Regions from separate parts of the Homo sapiens genome. Here region 1 is linked to region 2. A link is a contact called in ENCODE Hi-C data. All regions are on one chromosome and are shown on one strand. The core of a region is the stretch at or near the end of the contact, and the rest is flanking DNA. Distances in the headings are between cores, read along the strand shown. Region 1 overlaps LCP2 (lymphocyte cytosolic protein 2). Region 2 overlaps DOCK2 (dedicator of cytokinesis 2).

Region 1 (4,205 bases), core at 1,567-4,066, 610 kb after region 2:
AACTACTGTTTTGATTGTCCTGTACTTTAAATTTCCATTCAATAAATTATTGCTACATAATATTAATACTGTAAAGATCTAATATTAAAATAGAATTAATTGGTAAGGACTCCTTTAAACTACTCCCTTCTCCTCATACCAAATCAGGATAGCTTTAAATAGCCATGAGTTGGCAATAATGACTTTCCTTTGTTCCTTTTATTGCAAGTTAATTGAGCCTGTCAGAACATCTCTGCTAAACAAACATACTTCTGGACCAGTGATTCACAGTCTTGGCTTCAAATTAGAATTACCTGGGAAGTTTGAAGACTCCCAGAGCTGACACAGCACCCCCAGAATAATTAGAATCTCAAGGTGAGACCCAGGAATCGGGATTTTTCAAAAGTTCTCCGGGTGATCTAAATGTGCAACTACTACTGAGAACTACTGGTGTGGAGTTTAAGTGTGAAAGATGAAAGATTTTTGCTTTCCCATTTCTGATAAATAAATCTAAGGTAAAGTTTCGGCACTGGCTACGGGAAATATGTTTAAGACTTTATGATATTAAAGGACTAGCTAGAAACGTCTAGGGCAAAAAGCAAAAAGTTGCTGCCATCTCTTTAATATTGGTCCTTTCACATCAACATGGATGGCACGTCTGTGTTAAGAGGAAGATAGAACTGGTACGATGTTGGAACTTTGAAAGAGAGTCTCCTTCTGACACCATGTGATTCCTATGACAAGACAGACTCTTTCATTAATAAAATCTCCTAAGATGCTGCCAACCAAATGACTGCCTTGAGATTCTTCTGCCAGCCTAATGATTCCCGAGCCTAGGAATCCCTGCTATGGGTGCTGGTAGTTGTGAAGCTGGCACTAATGGGTCTCCTAGGTATTACAGAAAGCAACAGCACCTAGCAGAATTCCTAGCCTGTAATTGGTACTCAGGACAGGTCAGTTCCCTTCTCTGCCATTAATATTTACAACTATGTTAAAATAAACTATAGCACAATACCTGGTTTATCTTTCTAAGAGCAGCTTCTGCCTCTGGTCGGGTAATATAAGAAACGTACCACTCTTCATTTAATGAATTCTGAAAATGTAAATTTTTAGAAACTGAATAAATTTTACAGTTACAGATGTAAGTGAAAAGAAAAGCCTCTGAGTAATCATTTCCATAAATCAACACCTCAATTCCAGGAGGTCTGAAACATTTGTTTTCTTAATTTGCATTCAGAGTCATTTAGCTGGGGCTAAATAGAAGATATTTTGTGCGAACTGCTTTTTATCATGACACTGGTTGCAAAAATGCCTGTGAATAAGAGTTCCTTACAGTATGGAACCTCTTCAGGAAAGATACAGATACAATAATTTCTTCAGTTTAGCATAATAACCTGCTTGATTAAAAAAATGGGTTATTGAGCAGTTAAGTGACGAATCAAGGTCATAAACATAAAAAACAGGATTATTTTTCTTGCTGTTTAATGCAAAACACATGTTTGCCATTGAAAGCGTCTGAAAGAACGCCAAGGGAAAAGAACATATTGTTCATCTGGATCTTCTCCTTTAACTTTTTTTTCAAATAAATAAAATAAAACAAAGGGAAGATAAAAGTACAGAAGAACATTCAATGGGAGTTTCTGGTGATTCTTTTACCAGGGAAAAGGCAAACAAACAAAAATAAAAACATGCTCTCTTACCTCTTCCTCCGCGGGGGATGGGGGCCGAGGTTTGTTTGGAAGTGGCAAGGGGAAGTTTCTGCCTTCGGCTCTGATAGGTGGTCTGTTGCTAGGGCCTTCAAAAGTATAGAATTCTGACAGTTAATTTACTGTAAGCTATTGTTTGCTGCTATCAAAACACAAAACACATTCCCCCCACTCCCCCAAAAAAATACCCTTGCGATTGGTCCTATAGTTCGCATTTTAAGAAACAAGGGCTTCAAAAATAATTTTCATCTGTTTGAAACCATGGGGGCTGCTCAGGCATTATTCTGTAATCATGCCAGTAAAACTTTGAGAAGAGAACCTCAACTTTGAGTGATTTTTCTAAATGTGCATGTTACATAATATAAAGTGACTAGATCCCTTTATAAAAAAATTCGCAATTGTTTTAATGAATGTGAACGTCAAAATGAATGCTCAAGAGACAAATTTTTCATAGATTCTTATAATATCATCATAGGCAGAATGGATTCCCAACAGCTGATGTAGGGACAATGCAATGATGAAGATAATTATGTTCTTAATGTTTCCACAAAAAGAAATGTAAGTGACCCAAGAGAAGACAAAATTACCTTGAGAATATTGCTAGCTTTTAGAATCAAAGTTGGCTACCCGCTGTTCTAACTAAACAGGTAGACTGTTCAACTCACATAGAAGGCACTACAGATCAGGAAGTTTTTACTGGGCAACTATTAATTACCCAGTGCTTGTGCCTCATCTTCTCTAAAACTCTTTTTTCTCATTTACAGTTCCTTGAAACTTTAGGAGAATGTTTCCTAATCTCAGGAAAGGTTTAGTTGTGTTTATTGCAGTTGCCCAGGGTATTTTCTATGTGCCAGGCTGTGGTTAAAAACAGAAAAATTCTGTGAGTCAAATGTTCTCTTAATTATTTAACCATCATTCATTCATACCTTCAACAAATATTTATTCAGCACAACTCTGTCCAGATCTTGAGTAAGGTATCGTGTGTACATTTTTTTTAATCCTCACAGCAACATTACAAGGTAGGTATTGTCTTCATTTTGCATATGGGGAAATACAGGCTCAGAGGCTAAGCAAATCATGCGCTATCAGTGGCAAAGCCAAAACTTAAACCTGTGGTTACCAAATGCTACTGTGCATGAGTCAGAATCCCTGGGCGACTTGCGAGCACCTGGGGCTCAGAAATCTGCATGTTAGCAAGTACTTCCGGTGGTTCTACACCACGGATTGTCACTACGTCTACCTTGTTACACCACTGAGGAGAGGAGAGTCACCTGTAAGGGCTAAAGCCTCCTGAGCCGCATCATCAAGATTATTTATGATGGTCCTTCCCTGTTTTTAAACAAGTCTCCTGAGCCACATCAACAGGATTGTTTAAGATGCTCCTTCCCTGTTTCTAAACAAGCTGGCCCTGAGCTGCCAGTGCCTTCCTTCTCCAAGTTCCCAGTGCCTAGACAGATCTTCCCCATCCCCATTTTTTTTGCAGTCCAACACTTGCACTTTTATAATGCTTGTTGAATGAATGAAACCTAACAATACAGGAGAGTAACAGAACCAAGGCCCGCATTGCATGGCCATTCTACAGTTAAGAAATGATTCTCTTTCTGCCTCTGCACCTGCAGGCCAGCATCATAGAGTTCTAAGTTACAACAGAGAAGCACATACACTTTTTTATTGCAGTCACCTACCACCCTTAATATCTAGACTCTCAAGGGAGTCATGACAGGTTTTTGGGCAATGCACAGCACAAACTTTATCCTTCTGATGTTGGAACAACCAGTAGAACCAGTAGAGAAGACCGAGGACCAGGTGTCCTGGCAGTCTTAGGGGAAAAGAGATCAATTTGGATCAAGCTAATGTTCCAAAAATAATTAACTATTTGCATTAATAAGCCCCATCACAGACTCATAAAACTGGAGATCTGTGGAACTTGCTTTGGAAAATAATGCTGTGATGTGTCTGGGACTCAGATGGCTACAGAGGCAAGGAGGTAACACAAATGTGTGTTTGCAAAACACAGAGAATTTTGGGGATTGTGGAAAATTAGGGGTTGGGCGAGAAACTGTGAAAACCATGTGGTGAACGTGGACACCACCATAACCTCAAATGCTTAGAAAACATTGAAAACTTAGTGGGTGCCACTGGCGTCAGCAGTGGGATCTCGCCCCTCTATGGAATGATGCATCCAACTGAATACCCTAGATGTGTTCTTGGAAAAAATGTTGATTCTCAGGCTATCAACTCACATTTACTAACATAGTTTTCTACTGAACACACACTGGCCCGTGCACACACTGCATGTGGAACATGACTGCAAAAAAAGTGGCTTTTCTGTTGTCATTCTTCACAGCATTTTTTAAAAATTTAAGTCAACATTTAAAAATTAAATAATTTCACTTTTCTTGAGAAAAAAATTGGAAAATCTGGCAATGCTAAGCCAGTTTCCTGGAATGCTACTTACTAGAGTTGGGTAACTTTCCCTAGTCATTTGATGCTCATTCGACAAGCATTTTTAAAGTGCCT
Region 2 (4,092 bases), core at 758-3,257:
CTTCTAGGGTTTTAAATTTTTATTTATTTATTTTTTTGAGACAGAGTCTCACTCTGTCTCCCTGGCTGGAGTGCAGCGGAGCAATCTCGGCTCACTGCAAGCTCCACCTCCTGGGTTCACGCCATTCTCCTGCCTCAGCCTCCCGAGTAGCTGGGACTACACAGGAGCCCACCACCACGCCCGGCTAATTTTTTGTATTTTTAGTAGAGACGGGGTTTCACCGTGTTAGCCAGGAAGGTCTCGATCTCCTGACCTCATGATCCGCCCATCTCAGCCTCCCAAAGTGCTGGGATTACAGGCATGAGCCACCACGCCCAGCCTCTTCTAGGGTTTTTATGGTTTGGGATTTTACATTTAAGTTTGTAATCCATCTTGAGTTAATTTTCGTGTAAGATATAAGGAAGGGGTCCAGTTTCAGTTTTCCACATATGGCTGGCCAGTTTTCCCAGCACCATTTATTAAATAGGAGATCCTTATTCCATTGCTTCTTTTTGTCAGGTTTGTCGAAGATCAGGTGGTTGTAGATGCGTGGTGTTATTTCTGAGGTCTCTGTTCTGTTCCATTGGTCTATATATCTGTTTGAGTACCAGTCCCATAGCATGGTACATTTACAAAGCCCTTGTGTCATCATGTTTAGCCCTCACAGACACCCTAAGAAAAATAACTTCTGTCTTCATTTTGCAGGTGAGGAAACTGAGGCATAGATCTTTGAGGTCTCTCTGAAAATTCCCTCTATTTTATGGAAGTTGCCCCTTTTCACCTTGTCTTTTAGTTAGGTAACTGCATGTCATCTTCCCCACTAGCTGGTACATTGTTGGAGGGCAGAGCTGTATGGAGGGTTAACTTTGAGTCCATTCAGCATCACTGCAATAGCAGGAACGTGGTAGGTCAGAGAAACTAATCATTATTGTAGCATAGGTCCCATTGAGAATCCTGTGACCGCTAGAAACACACTTCTTCCCATTAAAATATGCACATGTGCAGTTCTGCATTGTAATGTCGCCAAAACTCATTCATGGAAGCCAGTTAAGGTCCCTGGCAAAATGTGCTTATTTTACTCTGTAACTATTTAGTAAACAAATACAATAGGTATAGCCAAAGCATTCTGCCTAAGGTTTGAATTCTTGAAGCCAGGAGCTTGTCAAGAGTCGGAAAACAATTCTTACAGTCTGTTCAGATCAATTAAGTTCAGTAAGCCTGTCCTGAGTGATGGTCCTTAGCTGGGTGTTTGGGCCCAGAGATGAATAAAACAGTTCGGGAAGCTTACAGTCCAGTCATAACCTCTCTTTCTGTATGAGGCAGCAGAGAGCACCATTATTAGTACTAATGTCCCCATTGGACAGGTTGGGGGCAGTGCCCCCTTTGCTTCATGTTACTAGAGCTGCCATCATCCCCTTCATACTTCCTTGCAGCCTCATGTTGAATGATCTGGGCACCTCTGTAGAATGCAAGCTCTATGATGGCAGGGCCATGTCTGTTGTTCTTCTTCAGCACAGAGCAGGTGCTCAGCGGCTGCTGATTGGATGGATGAAGAGGTGGATTCATAGGTGGATGGATAGTTGTTGATTAGATGGATGGGTGGGTAGATGGATGATAGATGGGTGAGTGGATGCATGGATGGGTGGGTGGGTAGATGAGTGGAGGGGGAGGAGGATGGGTAAAGGGTAAGAGTTGGAGGTTTTAAAATTTTCTGGTGGCCTTATAGGATTCAGATGGACTGAGTTGCCCCATCTTGCCTTTATCTTCCCACCTCATCCATTTCCCTGTCAGGAGGCGAGGTCCTGTGAGAGCACAGCACAGCAATAAATAGAGTACTCTTGAACTCGTCTCCAAACAGTGGACTCCTGCAGATGGTCACTCTACCAAGCTCACCAGTTCTCCCTGGGACTCCATTAAGATGGCCCTGCCATTCATCCCTCACACATCAAGCTGGTTTCCCCCCTCTCTTCCCTGCTGTCACACCCTCTCCCCACCTCCTTGGGGGCTCTCAGTCCAGTTCTTCCCCTTGCCAGTCTCTGCCCCTCCCTCTCCCTCCAGTCTCACTTCCTTAGTGGGGCCTCTTTTTCCCTCTGAGAGTCCACAGCTGCTGTGACTTGCAGTTTAGCCTTTCACTTCTGAAGACAGCTCTTTGTTTCTTGTGTGTTTATTTTGTCTCTTCGACTAGATTTCACAGAAGCTCAGGAGAGCAGGAGCCACCCCCTTTCACCCCACTTTTCTAGCTGCAGGATCCTGCAGAGTGCCAGACGCTCTCTGCATTTGGGGCTGGAGGGCTGATTTGATTGATTTCACCATAAACTCTCTTCCAACTCTGTAGTGTGTGTGTGCATGTGTGAGTGCAAGAGTGTGTGAGAATGTGTGTGTGAATGTGCCTATAGGAGTACTAGAATGGAGAGAGTGAAATCCAGCATGATGTTTCAGAGCAGGGTTTATCAACCTTGTCACTATTGACATTGTGGGCCAGGAAAATCTTTGTTATGGGGCTGTCCTGTGCACTGTAGGATGTTTAGCAGCATCTCTGGCCTCTAGTCACTAGAGGCTAGTAGCACTGACACCCCCGACTCCCCTCCCCCAGGTTGGGACAAGAAAAATGTCTCCAGACATCAACAAATGTCTCTTCTAGTGGGGCAAATTCGCTCCCAGTTGAGATCACTGTTTGAGAGAATTCACTGGAATCCTAACTTTCGTCTTGTCGGCTGGGCATGTCACTGGCTCGCTAAAAACTGTGCGCTACAATATGCAGCCCATAAGGTTGTTATCATGATCCAGCAAGAGGCCTAAAGCACCTGGCACAGTGCTGGGACCAAATGCATCTCCACTCGTGAGAGGCGATGTGAGTGTGGTGCATGGCTGAGAGAGTGTGCTCCGGAGCCAGCCTGTCTGGGGTGAAATCCTCACTTGGCCCCTTCTTTGCTGTGTTCACCCCAGGATGTTTACTTGATCTTGCACTACCTCAGTTTCCTCATCTGTAAAACAGAGACGATAATAATCACACCCACCCCAAGAACTGCAGATTCACGATGAAATGGGTGGCTGTGCGTAAAGCCCTTGGAATAGTGTCTGGTATGCAGGAAGTGTTTGGCAGAGGTTAGCTGTTCTTCTGCTCTCTGCTCTCTCCTGGTGGGTGGAGGAACACCTCCTCCTTCTAGGTTCCCTCTGGCTGTAATTCTTCTGCCTCATTTGCTGCTGACTAGCGCCCGCCCGGGTTTGAGCTCTGGGGTGGCTGCCAGAGGCTTCTGCTGGGTCATCGCAGTCACCCTCGTGGATGCAATGTCAGGATGCTGCCTCAGTGCGGAGGCTGTCAACACCTGTCCAGAGACTTCAGGCACACTGCTTACGCATTTCGATGAGCGCATTTCACTTGAATCCACCAAAGTGGACCTGCTGCTAGTTCTATTTCCCCCTGGAGTGGAGACTCTCCAAAGTGAGCTTCGGGCAATTACATTCTTTCTCCATTATTGCTTTTGTTCCTCTTACACAGCCACTTGTCCAAACTCTATTAACACTTGGTGTTGGCTGAAGCTTGTGTTTTCAAACATGTCAGCAGATGGCAGGGCCCCAGATGAGGTACGAATCCATCTTGAAGGGTCACAGGGCACTCGATGGCTGCAATCAAAATTGGCAGCCAAGACGTGTCTTTTGAAGCAATCTTGATAAATGCAAGAAAGAATATAGCCAGAAGAAGGGACATAGCTGCCCTTCATGTTCATTCACATCCCTTCCGTCCAATGAGCATTTCTTAAAAGTTCAATAAACATTGATTGCACTTCTACTGTGGGCCAGGCGCTAGGAATTCAGTGGTCAACAAGATAGGCTCAGTCTCCATCCTTACTGAGGCTGGATGTAACGAGGATATAAACAAGCCCAGTGTATGTGTAATAGAGTGTGATGCCTGGTGAGGAAGCAGGGACTCTGGACTCCACTCTAGGTTTGAATCCGCTTTCTGCCACTTTCTGTGTGGCTATGAGCAAGTTCCTTAACATCTCTTTGAGTTTCTTGTATGTTACAGGAAGAGTAATAACTTGAGGTTACTATGAAGATTAAATGGGCTGATACAAGTAAAGTGCTAGGGATTTTTTTTTCTTTCTTTTTTTT

What was found. Hi-C counts contacts between places; a loop is a spot of excess contacts on that map. Pooled maps may share reads with other maps.
Region 1: a pooled map shows a loop between it and region 2 (2.6-fold over the local background). The contact joins two enhancer-like sites. A Hi-C loop is called at or near these places in 4 of 50 pooled maps.

Annotation. Positions count from the first base shown.
Region 1 is chr5:170,251,440-170,255,644 of GRCh38, forward strand. It overlaps LCP2 (lymphocyte cytosolic protein 2), which reads right to left. Exons shown (of 21, transcript NM_005565.5): 18 at 1,680-1,774; 19 at 995-1,072. It also overlaps a transcript of C5orf58 not described here. Among named protein-coding and RNA genes, the nearest start is that of C5orf58, 21 kb to the left of the region's middle. Within about 2 kb of position 2,817, at least 4 of the 41 ENCODE cell types and tissues checked have a DNase peak (open chromatin) inside an H3K27ac peak, as active enhancers do.
Region 2 is chr5:169,645,729-169,649,820 of GRCh38, forward strand. The region is part of intron 1 of DOCK2 (dedicator of cytokinesis 2); the gene reads left to right. Among named protein-coding and RNA genes, the nearest start is that of DOCK2, 10 kb to the left of the region's middle. Within about 2 kb of position 2,008, at least 4 of the 41 ENCODE cell types and tissues checked have a DNase peak (open chromatin) inside an H3K27ac peak, as active enhancers do.